Linked DNA regions of Homo sapiens: region 2 is linked to region 1. The links are chromatin loops, found by intact Hi-C in ENCODE. Cell type or tissue: adrenal gland. All regions are shown on one strand. Links, peaks and the distances in the headings refer to the core of each region. The heading gives the core; the rest is flanking DNA. Region 1 overlaps TMEM35B (transmembrane protein 35B). Region 2 holds the start of DLGAP3 (DLG associated protein 3).

Region 1 (11,594 bases), core at 1,484-9,483:
GAATTTCTGTTTTTTAAATTAATAGACCATCATTGAAGATTTTGAAAAAAATAAGAAATACTGTATGAATATAAATATGGCTTGAAGAAATAGTAAAAAAAATCACATTACGGATGATAGTAATTTATATGATGAAATTCAAATATTTTATATTTTCTGTGATAATCATGTATCATATATGACCCAAACACAAAGTTTAAACACAATATGTAAAATTGAAGGCAGTCGTCTTTGATAATTTGCTTACTTTCAGTCCTGAAAACCACAGCTTCCCACATATTTTTCTATTTTGTCATCACAAAGGTAGATTTGTCAATGCAGAAGGATGAAATGCATTTTATTCAGCAATGTGTTAGCTTGACTTATAATTTTTAAATATATAGACATAGAGTATGTGGGCCACCATTCATACTCTTGCCACAGATGCTACGGGTCAACATGAGTCCAGCATCCCAACCACAAATACATTTCAGAACTAGGCTGGTGAGCACTGAGAATAAGGGGTGAGGAAGCCTGATTTAATGACAATAGTTCCCTGTCAGGGCTAGGTGATTGGCACGTGCCATACCAAAGGCAAGAAAGGGCAGGCATAAGAGAGGCCTAGGAATGGTTGATCAAGAAAGGAGGCTGCTGTCCCTGAAGCTGGAATATAGTTCAAGGAGGTGGTTTCAAGGTCAGCAAAGGACAGCTGCAGCCCAAGGGAGATCTGCAGGACCCAGAGGGGCAAACACTATCCTCCTCCTACGGCCAGAGGAGAGGGAGACAGATGTCAAGGCAAAGAATCAGCTGCAGAGAATGCCTTGAGGCCCCAAGACAGAGATCAAGCTTGACTCTGGCAGGCTTCCCTACAGAGGCCTGGGGAGCAGGTGGCACGGGGGCTGGAAGTGAAGGTCCCAGCAGGAGCAGGCAGGGTCACAGAGGATGCATGGCTGGTGGAAGGGCCCAGGTGGGTGTGTGCACAGCCAAGGACCTGGGCCAGTCCTGGCCAAGGTCAAGAACTGGGTTGGGCTGGGTTCAGAGACCTGGACTGTGACTGAGCTGAGGGAAAGAGTAGAGTCCAGTAGAGAAAGGGAATTTTGTTCTTTGTGTGCCAGGAGCAGCTTCCCTGGACCATGTCTGCACTTCACAGCCACAAGGTGTGGCCTGGGTGGGTAGGAGCATGGATAGGGTATTTCTGGCCCTGCAAGACTGTGGGGGAGTCTGGGGCAGACTAATTGGTAGCTACTGAGAACAGCTGCAGATGAGTTTTCCCTGAATCCTTGGAGAAAGTGGGTGTCCAGCATCTATCTAGTCAAGCTCCTTTCTTTTCTTTCCTAGAGGAAGGGAGCTCCCTTCTCCAACCAACCTGAACAACCTGGACTCCATTCTCTTCCTTGCTAGATTGAGGAAGGATCTTAGGTCAAATTCGTGATGGTTTGAAATAAGTATAAAGACTGAGAGTCCAAAAGGACTGCCAGTGCAAGGCAGTCTGTTCTCTCTCATTCCTCGGGTTCTTCACCTTTAGGTCCTCACCCAAGGTTCCTCCTTCCCTGAGTCAACGCAGAGGGAGGAGGGGACCCCCACACACTGTCACTCTAGACAGAGGCTTCTTTCCATCGTGTCTGACCTGCCAGAAGCAATCGACTCTCAGGCTCTTTTTCCCCAGGTAAGACACAAAAGACTAAGTTAGACATTTCCCAAAGGAAACTGACTACTAGGGGAAAAGTCACATCAAAAGCATGATAGTACAAGACTGCAGGGATGGGATGCGGCCATAAGGAATTATTTTTTATTTGGGTAGAACCAAATTCCGCCTCAGGAGATTCAGCTGGCTCTAGTGTGGATGCCAGGTTATTTCTCAAAGACCCAACCTTGCATGGCCCCTGGGGCTGAGCGACTCATTCCACCACAGCAAATGAATTCATGATGTGGGCCCAGGCTGCCTCCTGGCCTTGGGCTGAGATGCTGGTCAGTGCTGCATGGCATGAGCCAGCCTAATTCCCAATGAAGGGGAGGGAATTAATTATTAAGGACCTACCAGTTTGCATTTGGGTTTTCATTTAATCCCTTCAACAAGCAAGACAGCTAAGATTTGGCTGGTATGATATCTTAGTTTGACCCAGTCAGGTTTCAAATAGCTATGGAGGAAACTGAGAAGTCTTCTAGGAAAAAGAAACAAATTGACCATGCTCACAATTAGAATGCAGATATATTCAGATACATCTAGAGGAACTAGGGCACCAACAGAAGTCCAGACTCAAGAAGGGGCAGGTGATAATGCCCAGTGCTGGTGAGGGACGATTACATGCTTTTGATGTGTATAATTTGGTGCAGTGTTTTTTTTGCTATTGTTGTTGTTTGTTTGTTTATTTTGAGACGGAGTCTTGCTCTGTCGCCCGGGTTAGAGTGCAGTGACACGATCTTGGCTCACTGCAACCTCTGCCTCCTGGGTTCAAGCGACCCCAGCCTCCCGAGTAGCTGGGATTACAGGTGCCTACCACCGTGCCCGGGTAATTTTTTTGTACTTTTAGTAGAGATGAGGTTTCACCATCTTGGCCAGGCTGGTCTTGAACTCCTGACCTCGTAATCTACCCACCTCGGCCTCCCAAAGTGCTGGGATTACAGGCATGAGCCACCGTGCCTGGCCTGGTGCAGCGTTCTTGAAGGCAATTTGCTGTCATTAAACATTGGCACACAGATATTCTTTGACAGCAGTTTCGTTGCCAGGAATTTATTCTACAGATTTACAAGTATGCAAACATTTGTTAACAAGAGCATTCACTGAAGCATTGTTTATAACAGTAAAATAATGGCAACAAATGCCCATCAGTAGGGGACCAATTGAGTAAAACGAATACTCTGCTTCTATTGAAAAAACGAGATGAATCTATCTATATGTGCTAATATAGAACAATATATAAGAAACAATGAGAAAAGTAAATTGCAGAAGAACCTTGCAATACTATCCCATTTGTAGGTTTTTAAAGAAAACTGATGACATGTGGACTTACAGTGGAATCGAAAATATCTGGAAAGCTACACAAATGAGAAGCTGTGAATAGTGGCTATCACTAGGGGACTTTTACTTTCTTTTTATTTCTTTTTTGACATAGGGTCTCCCCTGTCTCCAAGGCTGAAGTGCAGTGGCGCCATCACGGCTCACTGCAGCCTTGACCTCCTGGGCTCAAGCAAGCCTTCCACTTCAGTCTCCCGAGTAGCTAGGACCACGCCCGGCTAATTTTTGTATTTTTTGTAGAGACAGGGTTTCGCCACGTTGCCCAGGCTAGTACTTCCTATCTTACATTTTTCTCTACTGCTTTGAATTTACTTTTATGAACCTATATTGCTTTTAAAATGGAAAAGAAAAAAGTTAAAGAAGGAATTAGGGACCAATAAGAGGTAATTCATCAAGAAAAAAAGGAATTTACCAAATGTATCCTTAGAAGTCAAACTCAGCAATAGGACCTAAAGGCAGGTAAGACATGGTGGCTGATTGATGGACCCTTCCTGACAAGCTGACATGGCCAAATGAAGAGGGTTTGCTCTCATTCATTAAGCTCGATTTCCTTGAGACCCAAGCAGTCTTGCTGTGGGGCCCCAATAATGTGGCTGAGGAGAGTGGTGCCCTTTCCCATTAGAAGCAGACTGCAGAGTTGTCAAAGCACAGAAGGGGAAGCACTGGTAGCCGGAGCCCCTGGCAGAGATTGGCGCTCATGAAAGAGTCTGGAGGCAGCAGGCATTGGATCTCCAGCAGCCTGGATCTCCAGCTTACTTCCCACCAAGTCTTGGTACAGTGGAGGTGATGGCAGAACTGCAAGTATCCAGCAACAGCAGAAGGAGACAGTCATCAGGACTGGGCTAGGAATGCATGGTCGGGGGTGGGTAAGACAAGCTTGGAGAATCTCAGAAACACTTGAGGAAAAGCTATCAGAGACTGGAATGTCTGAGTGAGTACTTAAGCAATTTAAATTAATGATATTCAGTTTTCACTCACGCATCTGATACACTGAGCTCTTATTATATGCAAGGCACAGTACCAACCACAGGAGATACAGCAGTGAGCAAGGTAAACACAGAATTTATTAAGTTGAATTGGGTGGAAATAAAATTTCCAATATTCAACTTTTGGGGACTTATAAAAATGATAATGTCTTATGGGTCAACATGAATACATTCTGGCAAGAGAGAAAGAAAACAACAACAACGCATTACCCAATTAATTGCTTGATTACAATTATGAAAAGAGCTATCAAAGAGCAATCCGATCTGATTCAGTCGTGTGTGTATGTGTGTGTGTGTGTGTGTGTGTGTGTTGCCAGCCAAGAAAGGCTTCCCTATAAGGAGTTACTTTAGAGGAAGTGAGGGTGAAGAAGAACTAACTTAGTGAAAGAGAGGAACAGAGATCATTCCTGGCCAAGTCAGGTACAAAGGCCATGAAGAGTAGGAGACCGGCATTTTCCCGGGCCTAAGAAGGTGACTGCCTGCAGGGAGACGCAGGGGTGGTGGGTTAGGGAGAGAAAGGGGAGCCAAATCAGACAGGGCCTTGTAGGCCATGATAAGGACTTTGGGTTTTATCCCAAGAGGTTTAAAAAAAACACAGTGGTATATTATTTGTATCCAAAAGCTGGCAACATCCAGGGAACATTCGGGTTACAAAGAATGTTCTATGTCCTTGGTACAGATGAGCCCGGAGGTTCACAGCTACAGGGGTAGTATGTGGTTGCGTCAGGATTAGAATCTAGGTCTTTCCAAAGAGCTTTCTCCACCCTGGATGCCACTGGGAGGGTGACAGGGGGGTGAGACAGGAGGGGAGGCCAGGAGACTCTCCAAGAGGAGGCCAAGGAGGCCCCATGCGCCCTGGGCGCCCCCTTCACCAGGCGGCAGCTCAGTGCCCAGCAGCAGTCCTGGTGGAAGAGGCGCACGAAGAAGCAGCAGATGAGTGGGTCCAGGCAGCTGTTGAGGCTCAGCAGCGCCAGGCTGAGGGTGTGCAGGATGTCGAGCGTGGAGGCGGCGCGACACCGGTCTCCGTTGTCTTCCCCCCCAGCCACCTAGGGCGCCAGCAGCAGGTGGTTGGGCGCCAGACTGAGGGCGAAGACCAGCAGGAACCCCAGGACCATGGTCTTGGCCGCGCGCCGGTGCGCGCCGGCGGTTGCAGGGCCCGGGCCCGGGCCAGAGGGCGCCTTGAGCGCCCGCGCCAGGCTCACGTTGGCCGCGAGCACCAGCAGGAAGGCGGCCGCGAAGGCCACCGTGGCGGAGGCCAGCCCCGAGCTTGCCCAGCGGTGCTCCAGGCAGGGAGGGGCCAGGCCCGCCAGCCAGGCGAAGGCGCAGGCAGCGCGCGCGGGGCGCCGTAGGCACCGGGCCAGGCGGGCAGCCGCCCTGGGCCCGGGACCGCGTACGAAGCCGCAGCGGCACACGCTGATGAGCGCGGCGAAGACCACCGCCGCATAGGTGGACACGTAGTAGGTGGCCCCGGCCGCGTGGCAGGCGGCCTCCGGGCCAGGCCCAGGTAGTAGGTGAGCCACAGCTGCAGCGTGAGCGTGAAGAACTCATCAACCAGAGCCAGGTTGAACAGGTAGAGAAGCAGGGCCTGGCCCAGGCGCCCGCCGCTGCGGATGAACATTGCCAGGGCCGCCACGTTGGCTGGCAGCCCCAGGCCCAGTGCCAAGGCATAGGCCGCGGGCACCACGATGAAGCGAGCAGGGTCATCCCAGAGGCTGCAGCCGCCAACACCCAGGTCCCCAACACTGCTGTTCATCTCTGACCTTGAAGTGGCAGAAGAAAGGTTACTGCGGAGGCTAGCGACAAAGGCAGCCCCCATTCCACCTTCTCCCACCCCAGTCTCCTCTTCTTCAGCCCTTGCTGGGAGGGGACACTAGAGGCAGAGTCCATGTGAGAGGGAATGAAGACCGAACCTGGCCAGCAGCTGCTGAGAGGAGGGTATGGACTCCAGAGTTTTTGGTGACAAACTGTGGGAAGCGAGGAAGAGGCAGGAGTCCTAGATAACTTGGAAATTTCCAACCTTAGTGACTGAGAGGGTAGAGATGCCCCTCACAGATGGAGTATGGTTCATACATGTTGGGCCACAGACCTGTGCAGTAAACCCACGTAGGACTGAGCCAACAGGGAGTTCTGGAGAAACAGGCTGAAATATAAAGAAGAGGCCTTTCCAGAAAAAGCCCCAACACCCGCCCCCCCCTCCCCGCCCCCATCCCTGTGCCACCCAGATGAGAAGCATGGATGGAGGAATGGGCTTGCGGTGCAGTGCCTATGCACACTGACCTCAGACTTGCCTTGGTGAAGGTCCTCTCCCAGAGAGGTGCCCCAGCGCTTGCCTGGAGCACCCTTGGCTGGGCTGAAAAGCTTTTGCCACTCTCAAGCCTTTCATCCTGTTTCCTCCCCCCTCACTTTTTGACCACAAAGAGGTCCTGGGTCAGACTCAAACCTCTGGACAGAAAAGCAAAAAGTGCACAGACCCAGCAATCAGGCAGATTCTAGATAACACACATCTATTTGCCATGTGACCTTGGGCAAATTACTCAGCTTCACTGAGCCTGTCTTTGCTGCAGTAAAATGGAGATGAAAATACCTACCTCACAGGGTTGTTGGGAGGATTATGAGAAAACCTAAGTAAAACTGAGCCCTGTGGCTGACACTGGGGAGATACTTCATTACTGTTAGTTCCCTTCCCTTCTAGGCAGCACATAGATAAATGTGTACACTCACACAGGCACACACAGTGTGTCAGAGACACAGACACCCCAGGCACACAAAACAACACAAAAACATCTGGGCATATTCCTACCCTCTTCCCAAGGGAGTAAGTGCACAAACCAATGTCCTGTTACTATTTGTGACACACTTACACACTCCTAGGATGTCCTAAAACTCAGTTCTTCCAAAATCTGCATTTTTGCCTTTGAGCATCTCAGGCTCCAATCCTTTCTGAGACCCTGGGTAACTGTATTTCCTTTCCCACCTTCCTCTATTCTGTTCTCCATGCCTGTAGCCCCACCCTGACCCATCCCCTGCCATCCTACCAGACTGTTCCTTTCTTGCCTCTTGCTATAATGGCTGCTGGAGTTCTCTCTGGGGTCCTGACTTTAAGGATCTGAGACAGGGGAGAATCCCCTCCCACCCACACATCCCAGACCCTCCTATCGCCAGCTAATCCCAAGAAACGACATGAAGAATGGGTCCGACAGCTGGAAGGGCTGGAGCCCACCTGTGGCAGCTATGAGCTGGGTTTTTGGGGCTGCAGTAGGGCCCCAAGGGAAGGGAGTGTCATCGGAGGACAAGAAAGCCTTCAGCACAGGGAGGGAGATAAAAATGTATTAGGAAGGGCAGGCAGCTGAACGTCATCGTGCTGAGCTGACCTAGATTTAGGCTGTAGTTTGGGGGGCACGTTTCCTGAGGCCTGGCTTCTCCTTGGGCTGCTAAGGAGGCACTGCTTGGGCTCAAGATCCTCCTGCTGCTGTCAATCCCAACTGCTCGTACACACCAGCTGCCCAGCCTACTCCTCTAGCACCCTGACTTTCCTGCAGCTGCTGGGCAGTCCTACAGCCAAGCTTGGGGGGCCCAGTAGCTGCTTATCAGCCTACAGACCCAGACTTGGTAAACAGGAGCCCTCAATCTAATGCTAGCTGCGAGAGGTTTTACTCAAAGTCCATCCTGGCAGGAGACGGGCTGGCGGTGGCATCCTGGAAGGGGTGGAGAAAGAATAAGGCCAGGATCCTCGGGGCTCCAGGCTCTACTTTCAGGGGCTTCAAAATTTTCAAGCAAGATGGGCACAGTGGCTAATGCCTGTAACCCCAGCACTTTGGGAGGCCAAGGCAGGTGGATCACCTGAGGTCAGAAGTTCGAGACCAGCCTGGCCAACATGGTGAAACCCCATCTCAAAAAAAAAAAAATTCCAATCAGAGGGGAAATGCTGGGAAAGCAGAGCAGATTTCATCACCCCAGACAGGTCATCCCATCTACCCTCAGATTGAAGAGAGCTGGGGTGCCATGCCTGTCCATTTTCAGCTTTGGCAGCTGGTGCAGTGAAAAGTTTGAGTTCTGGAATCAATTAGGACTTAGTTCTAGTTCCAGGTCTGATATATAGGCACTCAAGCTTTCCAAATGCATTTTCTCATCTGTAAAACAAATCAATATTTAATAATGACTAGCATTTACTGAACATTTACTATGTGCCAGGCTATGAAATAGTTACTATCATTATCCATAGTTTTCAAATAAGCTAGTAAGTGACAGAAACCATTGTCTACCCCCTCTTCTTCCTTGCTGACCAGTGTGGGTAAATCTTAGTCTAAGTCCATCATGGGAATTCCATTCTCCTGCCAGTCATTAGTCTAGGAATGGAAATGGGACATAGCTCTGCCCAGTGAGATCCATGCGAAAATCTAGGGTCTTCTTTTTTTTTTTTTTTTTTTTTTTTTTTTTGAGACGGAGTCTCGCTCTGTCGCCCAGGCCGGACTGCGGACTGCAGTGGCGCAATCTCGGCTCACTGCAAGCTCCGCTTCCCGGGTTCACGCCATTCTCCTGCCTCAGCCTCCCGAGTAGCTGGGACTACAGGCGCCCGCCACAGCGCCCGGCTAATTTTTTGTATTTTTAGTAGAGACGGGGTTTCACCTTGTTAGCCAGGATGGTCTCGATCTCCTGACCTCATGATCCACCCGCCTCGGCCTCCCAAAGTGCTGGGATTACAGGCGTGAGCCACCGCGCCCAGCCAAATCTAGGGTCTTCTAAGGCACCCTTCCTCTCTTTTCACCTTTCAATATTATAGCAAATGCACTGTCTGGAGCTGCTGCAGCTATTTCGCAATTCTGAGGGCAATAGCCAATACACTGAAAGCAGCAGAGCAGAAAGTTTAAAGAATGTTGATTCTTGATGCCATCATTAGGCAAACTGACCAACATTGAAACTGAAGTGGTTATCTCTGGACCTCTTACATGAGAGAAAAGGTTTCCTTATTGTTTTGACACTACCATTTATTTAGTGTAATCTATCTATCCTTACTATAGGCAGACTACACCACTATGCTTTCAGACTCAGAAGAAAAAAATCCAACTGAGAGTGTCACCTTGCCTGAGGTTCACACTAGTCAGAATGGGAATTAGCATTTTGTAGTGAACATGAAATGGAGTAATAGAGACTTCTTTTCCACCCTCAAAGCAATCTGTAGGCTGATAGCTAGAATATTTGCATAAATAAGTGAACTGTTTCTCACTATAGTCCCTCATGGGAGGTACATCACTTCCCAAAAGCCCACAGCCCTGCCAACCTAAGATAAAGATGGTGGTGACATAATAGCAGGTGCCCTAACGTGTTGTCCACTTTTCCCCTGAGAACTGTCACACATATGCACCCTTCCTACCCCCAAGGACCTCTGGGATTCCTCCCAGGCTTTGGGCCCTGCTGTACCATTCAGCATTTCATGGAGTTGGCTGTCCCTCATCTCCACGTAGGTGTCAAGGAGCACTGGACTGGGTGCCACAGATCACCACCAGAGCTTGATTTCAGGTCCTGTCAAATGACTCAATGCCTACCTGTTAGCTCTGCACATCTAATATGTCAGAGAAAAAAAGGAGTGGGAGGGAATCTCTAATATGTCTCAAAGGGCATAGGCAGAAGCAAGTACTTAAGCTCTGCATACAGAACCTGTACGTTTTAAATATGTATTAAAAACCTTAAAAACATGCATGTGTTTTGAACCAGCACCCTCACTTCTAGGGGAAGAAAATAAGTATGCAAAAGTGATTTACTGTGAGGCTTACGAGAGCAAAAAATTGAGAATAACCCAAATGTTCCTCATGGGGGATTAAATACATTATAGTACATCCTTGCAATGGAATACTATGCAGCCATTAACAGCAATGAGGCAAAAGAGACATGAAACAGTGTTATAGTTTATAAGGTTTTAAAAGGAGGAAATAAAATAGGATATATGGTTTTATTTTCATTTAAAAAAAATATATATCTGTTTAAAGGCACAGAAAAAAGTTCAGAGGTATACTTACACCAAGGCATTAAAAGTGGTTATTTGGGGCATCAGAATTTTGGTTGATTTAAATTTCTTTTCTGCTTATTTTGTATTTTCATATGACATGAGGAATGTTAATATGCATAACATGTACTCCTCACAAAAGAGTAGTAAAGCTAAAAAGAGAAAGCAGTGCCAGGTAGACAAAATGTCTCTTTCAACACTGGCTGACCCTGGATATTATACTGGTAACAAGATGATAGACTCTGTGTTCTACCATGTTCCTGCTGTGACAGCTGCATGGCATAAAGAGACAGAGATGCTCTACTTCCAGGATTCCTTGAATGTACTTAGAGTCTTCTTCCTAGTGGGTCTGACCACCTTCTTAGTCTGGGCTAAGAGCTGGCCGACATTCAGCAGCAGCAGGAACCCCAGGCAGACAATGGCTGGGATACAGGTGCTTAGTGACTCTTTCAGAGCTGCCAAGGTGAAGATAGCCCCTGGAATGGAAAGTGAGGTCCCTGAGGCTCCTTGGAAGAACCCAGGAGATCCAGGAGCTCAGGGCTCTCTAGTTTAGGCTGACCCACTCCAGCCCAAGCCCTCCCATTAAACACCCCCACCACTCCTAACGCACATTCCCAAAACTAGCGGCATTCATCTCTAGCCTCCTGGAGAAAGCAGGACCAGGAAATTAGAAGCCTCTTGAACAACAGCAGCAGTGGCAACAGTTGCCCCTCTCAGAGGACAAGAAAGAAACGGGAATGACCCAGCCAAATAGGGCAGTGGCTAGAGTGGATAGATTTTAGAAAAAAAAATCTCCCTGATCCTTCTCCTTTCCTTTTTTTTTTTTTTTTTTGAGGCAGAGGCTTGCTCTGTCACCCAGGCTGGAGTGCAATGGCGTGATCTCCTGCCAGCCTTCTGAGTAGCTGGGCTACTGGGTTCTGGGTACTGGCTTCAAGCGATTCTCCTGCCTCAGCCTCCTGAGTAGCTGGGATTACAGGCGCGCACCACCACGCCCGGCTAATGTTTGTATTTTTAGTAGAGACGGGGTTTCATCATGTTGGTCAGGCTGGTCTTGAACTCCTGACCTTGTGATCCGCCCGCCTCGGCCTCCCAAAGTGCTGGGATTACAGGCATGAGCCACCGTGTCTGGCCCCTTCTCCTTTCTTAATCCTACATCTACTAAGATTAAGATGGAGGGAAGGACTAGCCCAGGGGCTGTTGGTTGGAGGTATGGGAAAGATCTGAAAATGGGAGAAGCTCCAGAGATGGAAGCAAGCCTGGTAGCAGTGGCAGCAATGGTAACAGATGCCAGGGCATATAGAAGAGCCTGAAGATATCTGGCCTTTGAAGCAACAGCTGTCTTTGTACATCAGCAGTTCCTGTGGGCAGAGCTACTTGAGGGGGACTCCCTAGGGAAATTCTCTGCCTTCCTGTTCAAGGTTCTCCAGCTTCCCTGCTCTCTACACCAATCTGCCAGACACATGCATCAAATGGCAGCTGCTCCTCCATCCCCTCATCCTAGGAGTGGATGTGTGGAGGAAGGAGCAGAGGCGCTGAGCTTGCAATATATCTTCACAAGGCAATACTATGCAGCCATTAGAATTGAGGAGGTAGAAGGTACACTTAACATGTG
Region 2 (11,594 bases), core at 1,908-9,907, 47 kb before region 1:
CATCAAAAACATGATGGGTGAGGGGCTCCTTATGAACTACAAGTCACATGTGGGAAGGGATCAACTGGTTCAGTTTGAGATCCCTAGATACCTCTCCCTTTTCTTGAACTCCCTGCCACACCCAATTTTTGCCCAGTATTATCTGGAAACTGTCTCCTTCCTCCCCTCACAGGGAGGATCCCATTTGAATATTTGATTGTGCTCTTGGGGATGGGAAGTGAAGCCACCATCATCCCTTCCTGCCTGTTGTTCCCCTACAGACTCATCTGCATGTCCTGACATTTGGCTCTCATCCCCCTGGGATGACAAGGGAAGGGACCTTAAGAAACTCCTTGCTCTATTCCCTTCATGGTTACAAAGACAGTGCATAAGAATACAGATACTTGAAATGACCCTGACTCTAAGCCATAAGGAGAAAGATATCCAAGAGAACTAAAGACTGAAACCCAGACCTCATCCCTCCATTTGAATATTTTTTACTCCCCCAGATCTTCCTCTTTTCCCACTGCCCTGTCTCCAGTAGCCTCCCCCTTCTCTTCTCCATGGCACTGAACAACCCCACCCACTCCTTGAATCCTTTGCTTAAAAATCTTCCTCCCCAACAAAAGTCTCTCCCAAATGCTGCTCTGAGCTAGGTTTGGCAGTGGGCAGAACACAGGACAGGCTTGCAGAATATTTCAGTGTCCCTGTCCCAAATCCCAAAGTATGATGGGCAAGGGAATATCAAGTTGTCAGTCAAGTTATCCTGAACTCCTGAGCTGTAACCACCCCACACCTAACCAGGAAGACCGGCGTTCTCTTAATCCAGAACCACCTTGAGCCTGAAATTCTGGGACCCAGTAGGTGAAAGGCTGGTATCAATATCTCTGAGCTTGTTGCGCTAAAAAAAAGTTCCCAGGAGATGAGATCTCACAGGCACAATATCATTCTCCAACTCTACCCCGATAATAACAGTACAATGGTTTTGGAAGGGAGAGAGGGAACTGAAACAGCAAAAGGGGAGAGGGGCCCCTTGGGGGAAGGGTTCCTAAATACCACTAACAACTGTGAAACCTAAACCATAGGGAGAACTCCAAATCCATATTTCCATCCATGCCCTTGGAAAGTGGGTCATCTGGGAGAATTTTTCTAGTGAGCCCTCCCCACTGCCCTCCGCCTTTCCACCATCGGGACCGAACGAAGCCTCATTCAGCACTCGGGACAGCTCCGAAGGAGCAAATCCCCGCCGAATCCCACTCAGCACCCGGGACAGTTCCCAGCGACATTGCCGGCCCCGGTAGCCAGAAACCCAGGATGCCAGGAAGGAACAGGTTTACCCCACCACACACCCCCTTTAGAACAGAAGCCCCTCTCCCCTGCCCCTCCCACTGTCGCTCCCATCCACCGGGGGCACCTGACAACCCCCCCCCCACCTTCCCTCTATGTCCCAAGAGAGAAAAGAAACCCAGACATGGGGCTTCCCTGAGGGAACCTTGAGAGAGGACCCCACCCACCTTCCTTCAGCCCAGAGCCTCTCAATGCCACTCACAGCTGGTTCTAAAAACCACTTTCCTTCTTAACCACCACCCCAAAAATAAAAGAAATACTCACGTGGGGGCTCCCAGCCCTGCAGACAGATGTGGTGGGGGGAGGCAGAGAGAGGTAGCTCCCCACACCCTGTTCTGAGCCCCCTTTCTGAAGGAGCCAGCTCCCATCTGGACTGGGGGGAGGAGAGACATGTGGAAGCACTGAGTGAGGGGAGGGGAGAGGGGAGAGGGGAAGAAGCAGGAGCGAGGGACTGCGGGGCGGGGGTGTCGAGATGGGGGCGAGGGAATCCTTTTTAATTTCATTCTCTCCCCATGTCTACATCAGCCCTGCAGGCTCAGCTCTTTAATATTTACACACAGGAAGAGGAGAGGATGAGAAAGAACAGACAGTGAGGGGGGCAGGGGCTACCTGAGCTCAAAGGGCATAGAAGCAGGGGCCTTTGGGAGCTGGGAGCTTGGGCCCCCGACACCATCCCCAGCCCACTTCCACTCTGAGCTCTTAACTGGAAGGAAGAAGAAGGAACCCTGGGACCATTCTGTCCCTTTGTTAACAAGACACTTTGAAGCTGCATCAGAAAAAGATCAGATCCCCACCCACATACCTGGACACCCCCACAAACCCAGATTTCTTGGGTGCCTTATGTGCAGATGGTAGAGACAGTATTCAGGCACAAGCATGTTCTGATGCTTGGAAGCATGTTTGCCTGTGGGCTGCTGTGTAAAAACACATGAACATGTCAGCTAGCCTGTATAAGTTTATACAAGCATGTTCTGAGTGTTTTCACATGTTAACAGCCCACGCAATCATATGCAAGCCTATGTAACCATATGTGTAAACCAGCTTCCAAGCAGCCTCCCCGCAGCTCTCCAGCTACAGCCCCAGGGACAAGGCCACCCACTTCTCCAGACTCCCTTATTCCCAGACCCCTCCATCAAAGCCTTACTTTTTCTGTCTGTGACATGGGAAGAAGGGCTGGTAGGAAGAGATGCTGCATGGAGCCCAGGGGCCTGACAAGTTATTAGCAATGATGAGCTGGCACCTCGTTACCATAACGATGGTGCCACTGCCTCACCCCAGCTCAAACCCAGACTCCCCAGACGGCAGGAGGCCCGCTGAGCCAGCAGCCTTCAGACTGGGGAGGGGCAGGGTGGATAAAGAGGAAATCAAGACATAATGCTTGCATAGTGGAGGGTACGCAGCTGTTCTTCCAACCCCCACTGAGTGACAAAGCTTTGACTCTACCAAGTGGGAATGAAATCAGAATCTGGGAAGGTTTCCTGACCGTGGGGATGGTAAGACCAGAAGGGGTCTTTGGAAGCTCCTCTAGGCAAAAGTTTTTGTCATCATTTGCTCCCTTCATCACCTCACCCCCAAAAAACTAAAAAACAACCAAATACGGGGCCCCTTGCTGAATTTCAGTCTCCCCACCTGTAAAATGGGGGTAATCCCTTTATCATTTGTCCTAGACTCCTGGAAGATTTCATTAGAAAGGGTTTGGGGGTAACTACAGACCCTTCCTAAATCAGACAAGCCCCAGAAGTTTCTCTATTCATTAGGAACCCAATAAGGTAAGGAATGGTCTATCCAGCTAGAGGCAAAATGCACTGGAAACTGGGGAGGATGAAGGAAAACAAGCTTAGCCAGCTCGAGCCCCAACATCAGCTGGAAGAGATGATGTTAGGTGTCAGGCAGCCGCTGAAAGCAGGTACTAACATGAGAAAGTCTGGGAGTCTGGCCTGTAGCAGCTCCAGCCCCTCACCAGCAGGAATCAAGACAAGACAAGCCCATGGCCTACCTCGGTGGTGGGTGTGGCTAGGAATCCCTATCCCCAGCGACATCTGTAGCGCCCTCTCTTTGGCAAGGAGTCCCAAGCTGAAAGATGTACAGCCTTAGGCTTTTTGAGTCTTCATTTCTTTTCCAAAAATCCCCTGTACTCAGCTCTGATGGGGGTGGGGAGAGTTCAGGAATAGAAGGCAACATGGAGGATTGCAAAGTTCCTCGTCTAAGATTAGCCTAGGAACTCACAAATTCGTTGTGTGACCTTGGGCAAGTCCCCTCCCTTCTTGGGGCTTCAGAGTCCCCGGTTTGTAATGAAGAGGTTGGACCAAGTCAATACTAAGGTTCCTCTCCTGGCCATCATTCTACAGCTACATACAAGCTCACTCGTTGGATGTGAGCCCCCTGGCACAAAACTCAGCGGGCCCTGCCTGCCAGATCAGTGGGGCAGTGGCGGGTGGGAGATGCGGGGGCTGTATGTGAGGCCGTTCATCCTATGTTCATGTTCCTTTTAGAAACACCTGCCACCCTAGCCCTCCCAGCTCCCTTTTTAGACCCTGATTCACTGCCAACTCACGAAGCCTCTCCCTCCCCTCCCTCCTCTCTTCTCCCCCCACCCCCCACTCTTTTAGGCATTGGCAGCTGGGTGCAGAAGTAGCCCCAGCATTCAGGGAATGCTGCGCAGTGGTAGAGGGCAGTGCCCCCAGGGTCAGAGAGAGCACACCAGGAAGTACCACTCTCTAACCTTGGCCCAGCCCAGTTCTTTGGGTCACTGAAAGACCTGGGCTGAGGTCTTTCTGTACCACTAACTAGCAGTGTGTGGTTGTGGAAAATGCAATTCATTTCTCAAGCCTCAACATCTTCATCTGTAAATCGGCATTATATTTGGTTGAACCATATGAAATTGCTGTTTTTGTAGGTTAAATAAAAACAGTTGAATATTGCAGTTGCATATGGCTTAACGTGATACCTGTCCTGCCTGCTTCCCAAGGCTGTTGGGGAAATAAGAAGAGTTCAGAGGGCAGCATTTTCAAAAGCCCTGAACTAATATGAGGGCATTATTTTATTATTATTACTTCAAAGAGCTTAGTACAGACCCACCCGGAGCCAGTGGACTGAACCAATAACCCAGAACTTGAAGGTTTGGGACTTGGAAGTCTGGGAGAGCGCCACCTGCTCTGATGACTAACAGGGCAGACGCTTCCACCTGGCCTCCTCATCTCCTAGCTCTAAAAGGCCCTTGGTGAAACATTATTGAGATGACACAAGTTCCCAGGCCCCCAAAAGGAGAAGCAGCACACGCAGGCACATACTCCAGCTCGCCCCAGATCCCCCCTCCCACCCACCAGGGGCCTTAGCATGCAGGAAGGACACGACCAGCAACATCCCAGAGGGCACCCCCTGAGGTAGGTGAAGGTAGAGACCAAGCTGGGGAGTGCCACAAAGCTCTTGCCTGAATCAAGGGTCAGGGGTCCCCAGAGAAGTGGGGAATGATCTGACCTCGGAAAAGTCTCATCTCCCTGTCCCATATCCCACCAGGAATGGGGGGACAGTGGGGGGGACAGAGCCCAGGTGTGGGTGATTCAGAGTGAACCGCGCTCAGATACACTCTCTCTCACACAGCCAACGCACGCGCGCGCACACGCACACACACACACACACAGTCACACAGGGCAGATACCGGGACCCACTCACAGAGACAGTCACGCCGGCACACACATCCATTCACACACTCACAGACACACACAGGCACACATGGGGACAACACACACTCATTCACTCACATGTCCACAGATGCATACACAGTACCACCCTCCACACTCACGCTGCATACACCCACTAACATGCACACACACTCTCGCCCACAGTGACACACGCACACACTCACGGCATACACTCACCGGCACACACAATCGCCCACAGACCCACACAGTGACACACTCGGCACAGACACACAGCGACACGCACTCACATTCACACACCTGCAGAGGAAACTTCTCTCCGGATCTCCCCAGCACCACGACTTCCCCCACAACCAGCTGGCTACTCCCTCCCAGACCCGAGCCTCCAGCCGGGCGAGGGCTGGGCCGGGGCTGGCCTGTCCCCGCGGCCCTGACCGGGAGCGTGGGTCCGCGGTCCGCGTGGTCCCCTGCCCGCCCCTCGGGTCGGGCCCGCGGGCAGCCAGGCCGGGGCAGGAGCGGGGGCAGCTGAGGAGGCCCAGCCCCTCCCCCCTCCCGGGGCCGGGAGCCGAGCGCCGGAGCCCGGGGCGTGGGCGGCGCCGGGGCCGCAGCCGGGCCGTGCCTGGGGGGCGCTGCAGAGGGAGCCGCGAGCGCGGCCCCGTCCCCACTCCTCCCCGCGGCTTACCTGGCCCGGCTCGGGCTCCGGCCGGGTTACATGGTGCCGGCGGCCCGGGCCGGGGGCGCTGCGGCGTTGGGCAGGCGGGCAGGGACCGGGGCCCGGCACTGCGGAGCCCCCAGCTGAGGGGCCGCGCCGGCTGCGGAGCCCCAAGCGAGCGCCGAGCGGCAGCGGGCGCGGGAGCGGGAGGCGGCCAAGCCACGGAGGCTGGATTTCCCGGGGACCGGGAAGGGGAGGCGGGGGGATCCCGCCCGCGCGCTCCGCCCCCGCCCCCGCCCCCGCGCAGGGCAGCCGAGCAGGGAGAGGGAGAGGGAGAGGAAGAGGGAGGGGGACCGAGCTCCCCGCCCCCGCGCGGACCCAGGAGGGCCGAGGTCGCCGCCCGCGGGCGGCCGCCGGGGTCCCGGAGGAGCGCCCACCTCGCTGAGCGACGGTGCTGGGGGCGCCCAGCGTAGGGGCAGGAATGAGATCCCCCTCCCCGGGGACCCAGGAACAGGCACCCGAAGTGTCACGGCCACGCACAGCCGACCTGGGTACAGGGACCCAAGCCCGGCGGCGGGCGGGCGGTCGGGGACCAGCTCAGCCTCACGGACCGGGTCTCGCCCCCCGCCGAGGGGCAGTCACGCCCTGAATGTCACACACAGCCCCCAGGCCCGTCCGCTTAGGAGACTCTCCTTCGGGCTTTCCCGGTCGGCCGCCTGACCTCAGCTCCTGGCTTGGGGTCAGGGAGCCCCCCTCTTCGGCCCCAGCCCCTGCCAGGATGGGGCGCTGTGCCCGGCCTCGGAGCCGCTGGCAGGCGTCCCCCACCCACAGTCCGCACAGCCGAGGCATCCCCAGTGTGGAGGGAGAGCCCCGCTGTACCTGCCGCCTGTGCTGGGCCCCCGCCCGTGCCCACTGTGCCCGCCCGCCTCTGGGCCCTGAGCCTGGGATTGTGCCATGGCGGGGTCGGGGTGGGGGGAAAGGGACTGTCCGAAGCACAGCTGGAGGCTGCGGAGCCCGGACACAGGCTGCGGGAGCCGAGAGGCGGAGAGCGGACTGCAGCAGTCCCCTGGCTTGAATCCGTCTTGGCGCCCAGAGCGATGCTGTAATGGGGGGGAGGGGGCCACGGTGGGGAAGCCGCAGGGGGAGGGGCTGAAGACGTGGGGGAAGGGGTGGCTCCGGATTCCGGCTTTCCAGGGTAGGTGTGAGGAAACACTGCCTCCGGCGCTGAAAGTTGGGGGTGGAGGTTCAGTGGGCATCCTTAAAGCCCTCTTCCCTCCTCTACCTTTTCCGGTCTTGAAAGCTTGGGATGGTGAGGTGTGGGCTTGGGAGGCTTGAGACTGCCCACCTCTCTAGGAACATACCTTGGAGTTGTTCTGATTCAACGGCCCCCACCCCGCACCCCAACAACTCCCTGCTCTCTGTTTCCTTGTGGGGCCACCGGCTCTCCTCCCTGTATAAAGGGGAAAGTGAGGCACGGAAAGGAGAAGCCAAAGGCCCAGAAGAGCTAGAACTGGGAGCCAAGACCTCTTTTCCCCAGGGAGATGATGTTTTAAGATGCCACATTACATTAAATAACATAAGGGGCTTGGAGAGCCCTCTTCCCAAGGGATACCTAGAAGTCTGGTAAGAGACTAGTAGATTGGTCACCTACCCTGCTGCTCACAAGAACGGTTCATTGTCTCTTCAATCATGAAGTGAGGTTGCAGACCATTTCCAGCCCAGGGTTCAGTCAAGAGCAGATGTCATGAAAATAAGAAAGTTGTTCCCAGGAACCCACTTTAGAACTGAAGGAAACATCTCACTTTCCGTGGAGCATAAGAACAGCCGTTGGGCCGAGCGCAGTGGCTCATGCTTATAATCCTAGCACTTTGGGAGGCCAAGGCGGGTGGATTACCTGAGGTCAGGAGTTCAACACCAGCCTGGCCAACATGGTAAAATCCCGTCTCTACTAAAATTACAAAAAATTAGCCGAGTGCAGTGGCACGTGCCTGTAATCCCAGCTACTCAGGAGGCTGAGGCAGGAGAATTGCTTGAACCCGGGAGGCACAGGTTGCAGTGAGCTGAGACTGTGCCACACTGCAGCCTGGGCAACAGAGCCAGATTCAGTCTTAAAGAAAAAAAAAAAAAAGGATGAGCTGACGGCCGGGCACAGTGGCTCACGCCTGTAATCCCAGCACTTTGGGAGGCTAAGGCAGACGGATCACCTGAGGTCGGGAGTTCGAGATCAGCCTGGCCAACATGGTGAAACCCTGTCTCTACCCGAAATACAAAAATTAGCCCGGTGTGGTGTTGGGCGCCTGTAATCCCAGCTACTCAGAGGCTGAGGCAGGCGAATCACTTGAATCCGGGAGGCAGAGGTTGCAGTGAGCAGAGATTGCACCATTGCACTCCTGCCTGGAACTCCGTCTCAAAAAAAAAAAAAAAAAAAAAAAGAACAGCCGTGATAGAGGATGTTAAAAAGCACCACCGTGTTTTCGCAGTTCTAAGACCTGTATTTTGTAAACTATTCTGAAACTGGAAAGCATCTTACAATAAACAGGGACATTTAATATGGCTCTTCTTACCTTTCTGTTAAAGCTATTAGAGTTGGTGCATTTTAGAATTGAGAACATAATGTTATTTTCATTTGTTCATTCAACAACCCTTTACTGATTATACCTGGCACCTTGCTAGCCTCTTGGGGGCATACAGGTTAATCAGACAGGCTTACCTTAGACAGTGTTCTCCCATAGCCATCCAGTGATTAATAACTGATTAATAAGGGAGATGGAGATGTAAACCAATAATTACTATCAGGGCCAGCTTCATGGGAGTGTGACCTGTGCAGTCGTACAGAGCCCCACATGTAGAAAGGCATCACTCTTGGTAGAATATTCTGCTGTCACTGTCTTAAAATTGTTAATAATTTTTGGACAAGGGGCTCACCCTGGGCCTAGCTCTGCCTAGGTGAAGAGGACAGTCAAAGAAGCACAAAAAGCTGGGCGCGGTGGCTCACGCCTGTAATCCCAGCACTTTGGGAGGCCAAGGCAGGCAGATCATGAGGTCAGGAGATCGAGACCATCCTGGCAAACACAGTGAAACCTCGTCTCTACTAAAAGTACAAAAACAAAATTAGCTGGGCATGGTGGCGGGCATCTGTAGTCCCAGCTACTCGGGAGGCTGAGGCAGGAGAATGGCATGAACCCAGGAGGTGGAGCTTGCAGTGAGCAGAGATCACGCCACTGCACTCCAGCCTGGACGACAGAGCAAGACTCCATCTCAAAAAAAAAAAAAAGAAGCACAAAAGAAGCATTTGAATGGAGTCTCAAAGATTGGGAGAGAGACTTTCAGGTAGAGAGTCACATGTGCAAAGACAGAGACTCAGTGTCAATCAGTATGACAGTTGCCTTAGTTGATCTTCCCACTGAAAGCATGATAAATAGCAAAAAAAAAAAAAAAAGATAAAATATTTTTATTAAAACACAATAAAGAAGAGAATATATATGTATAACTATGTACATTTTTAATATTCTTAAATGTATCAATGTGCTGGCAAGAAAATAAGAATCACTCCAGCCAAAATCTAGGTAAAGGCAGAACCAGAGAAGTAAGCAGAGCACTGAAGCCAACTTTAGCCTTGGGGGCTGTGAAAGATGTGTTGCAAAAAGGGCACCAATTCTCTACCTCCACCCGAATCCATCTCCTTTGCCCTGTGACTTTGCAACTCCCTGCATCAACAGGTGGACTCTTTGGAACAAGGATCTCTGAGGAGAAAAAAAAAAAAAAAGAGGCAGACCCTACTTTCCCACCCCTTAAATCTGAGTGGACTTGTAACTTGCTTTCGCCAATGGAATCTGGAAGAAGTCATGTAGTGCCAGTTCTGAGCTTAGGCCTTCAGAGACATGAATACTTCTACTATTTCTCTTGGTCTCCTGCCTTCACTATAAGAACAAGCCTCAAGCCTGAGACAGCTGGAGGATGAGTGACAAGGTGGAAGAGAGCTATACCATCCCAACTGTCCCAGCCAAGATCATCATGGACCCGCCTATAGCCAGCAGATCTCCAAACATGTGAGAGAGCCCAGGCAAGAGCAGCAGAGATATCTACCTGTCCACAGCTGACTGCAGACACATTAGTGAGACCAGCTGAATGAGAAGAACTGTCGAGCCAATTTGAAGACTCTTGAGCAATAATGAATGCTTATTAATTTAAGCTACTGAGCTTTGGTATGGTATGGTATTATGCCGCAATATTATGGCATTTAATAACTAATACAGGGTCATTTGCTGACAGATGAAATTTAACTTCAGTTTTCATGATCTCTCAGGGCACCAGAGATAAAAGATAAAACCCGAGTCTGCCCAAGATGGTCACATACTCCCCTGCATAAGCTTAGAACCCCAAAGGGCTGTACTCTCAATGTACAGGAGAGCTAGAAAAAACCTCATCCCCAAACCTAGGAAATTGTAAGAAAATTGCAAGCTTTAAACCTTGGCAGTAGTAATGAGTGTAGGAAGGAAGAATCACCTCCTGAGTATCCATTACTACGAGTTAAATTTCACATCACATGCAGTCAGATCCACTCTACCTAAAGGATCTGGAAAAACTCAAGCCAAGAATTTGGTATAAAATGTACCAGATTGGTAGTGCCTCAGGTGCCCAGCAGAAGCAAATGTAAATCTTTGTCTCAGGCCTCAAATAATTTCCACAGATAAAATTCCAAAGAAAATGAATAACTCACAGTTAAATGTCTGTCACTGAACACACAAGGAAACATGGCACTGTAAATAAGAAACAATGTGATTGTTCATTTTTATGTGTCAACTTGACTGGGTTAAGGGATACTCAGATAGCTGGTAAAACATTATTTCTCGATATGTCTGTGAGGGTGTTACCAGAAGATATCAGCATTTGAATCAGTAAACTGAGTACAGATCTGACCTCATCAGTGTAAGCAGGCATCATCCAATCTATTGAGGTCCCAAATAGAGCAAAAAAGGCAGAGCAAGGCAAAGTTGCTTTCTTCTTGAGCTGGGACATCCATCTTCTCCAGCCCTCGGACATCAGAGCTCCTGGTTCTCAAGCCTTCAGGCTCAAACTGAGAGTTATACCATTGTCTGCCTCAATTCTCAGGCCTTTGGGCTCAGGCTGAATTACACCACTGGCTTTCCTGGTTTTCCAGCTTTCAGACAGTGTATCGTGGGACTTCTTGGCCTTCATAATTGTGTGAGCCAATTCCCCTGATAAATCCCCTTCCATATGTCTACATATAGACCACTGGCTCTATTTCCCTGGAGAACCCTAACTGATACAACCAGCAAAAACAACACATAGTAGAAAAATACCTGCAAATAACAACTAATAGTATTATGAGACACAGAATATAAAATAACTATGTTGAGTATATTTAGAGAAATAAAATAATCTTGCTCCTTTGACTTATTTTTCTTGTCTTATTGTGCTGGCTGGGTCCTAGAGTACAATGTTGGATAGAAGCAGTGATGGTGGGTGTATTTGTCATGTTCATAACTTTAATGTTTCTGACAGTTCTTCTTTAGGATGACATTTATTATAGGGTTTTTGGAGACCCGTCTTGATCAGGTGAATGAAGTTCCACTTTATTTCTAATTTACTGAGAGTTTTTGTCAAATGTATGTTGAAATTAATCAAAGGCTGGATCTTTTCACTTGATCATATAATGTGTTCAATTATATTTAGAGATTTTCCTAATATTAAATTTTACTTTCCTGGGATAAACCCAACTCACTCATAGAGTGTTATGGTTTATTTTACATAGACAATATCATCAGATTCAATCAGCAAATATTTTGTTTTGGATTTTTGCATCTATATTAATAAACAAAAATAAGCCTGAATTTTCCTCTTTGTTTTCTGTGATTTGGCATCTAGGTTAGTCTAGCCTTGTAGAATGAGTTAGGGGAGTATTACCTGTTTTCTTTTCTTTTCTTTTTTATCTT

Evidence for each region. A loop is a pair of places that touch in the nucleus more often than their neighbours do. Peaks named below come from ENCODE experiments on the same cell type or tissue, not always from the same donor. Only the 100,000 strongest peaks of a DNase experiment are listed, where the experiment ranks them.
Region 2: a loop joins it to region 1, with 2.9 times the contacts of the local background. A loop is called at or near these places in 5 of 110 quality-filtered maps.

The regions. Positions count from the first base shown.
Region 1 is chr1:34,971,662-34,983,255 of GRCh38, forward strand. It overlaps TMEM35B (transmembrane protein 35B), which reads right to left. Exons shown (of 3, transcript NM_001195156.2): 3 at 9,719-10,458. The coding sequence ends at 10,283. It also overlaps the pseudogene GPR199P. Among named protein-coding and RNA genes, the nearest start is that of TMEM35B, 7.9 kb to the right of the region's middle. In adrenal gland, for the core only: no CTCF peak of the experiment used is centred there; a DNase peak (open chromatin) is centred at 5,769; H3K27ac peaks cover 2,497 bases.
Region 2 is chr1:34,923,784-34,935,377 of GRCh38, forward strand. It overlaps DLGAP3 (DLG associated protein 3), which reads right to left and starts at 5,867. Exons shown (of 12, transcript NM_001080418.3): 1 at 5,668-5,867. RefSeq lists silencers at 5,376-5,445, 6,426-6,475. In adrenal gland, for the core only: no CTCF peak of the experiment used is centred there; DNase peaks (open chromatin) are centred at 5,197, 5,578 and 6,318; H3K4me3 peaks cover 1,774 bases; H3K27me3 peaks cover 1,284 bases.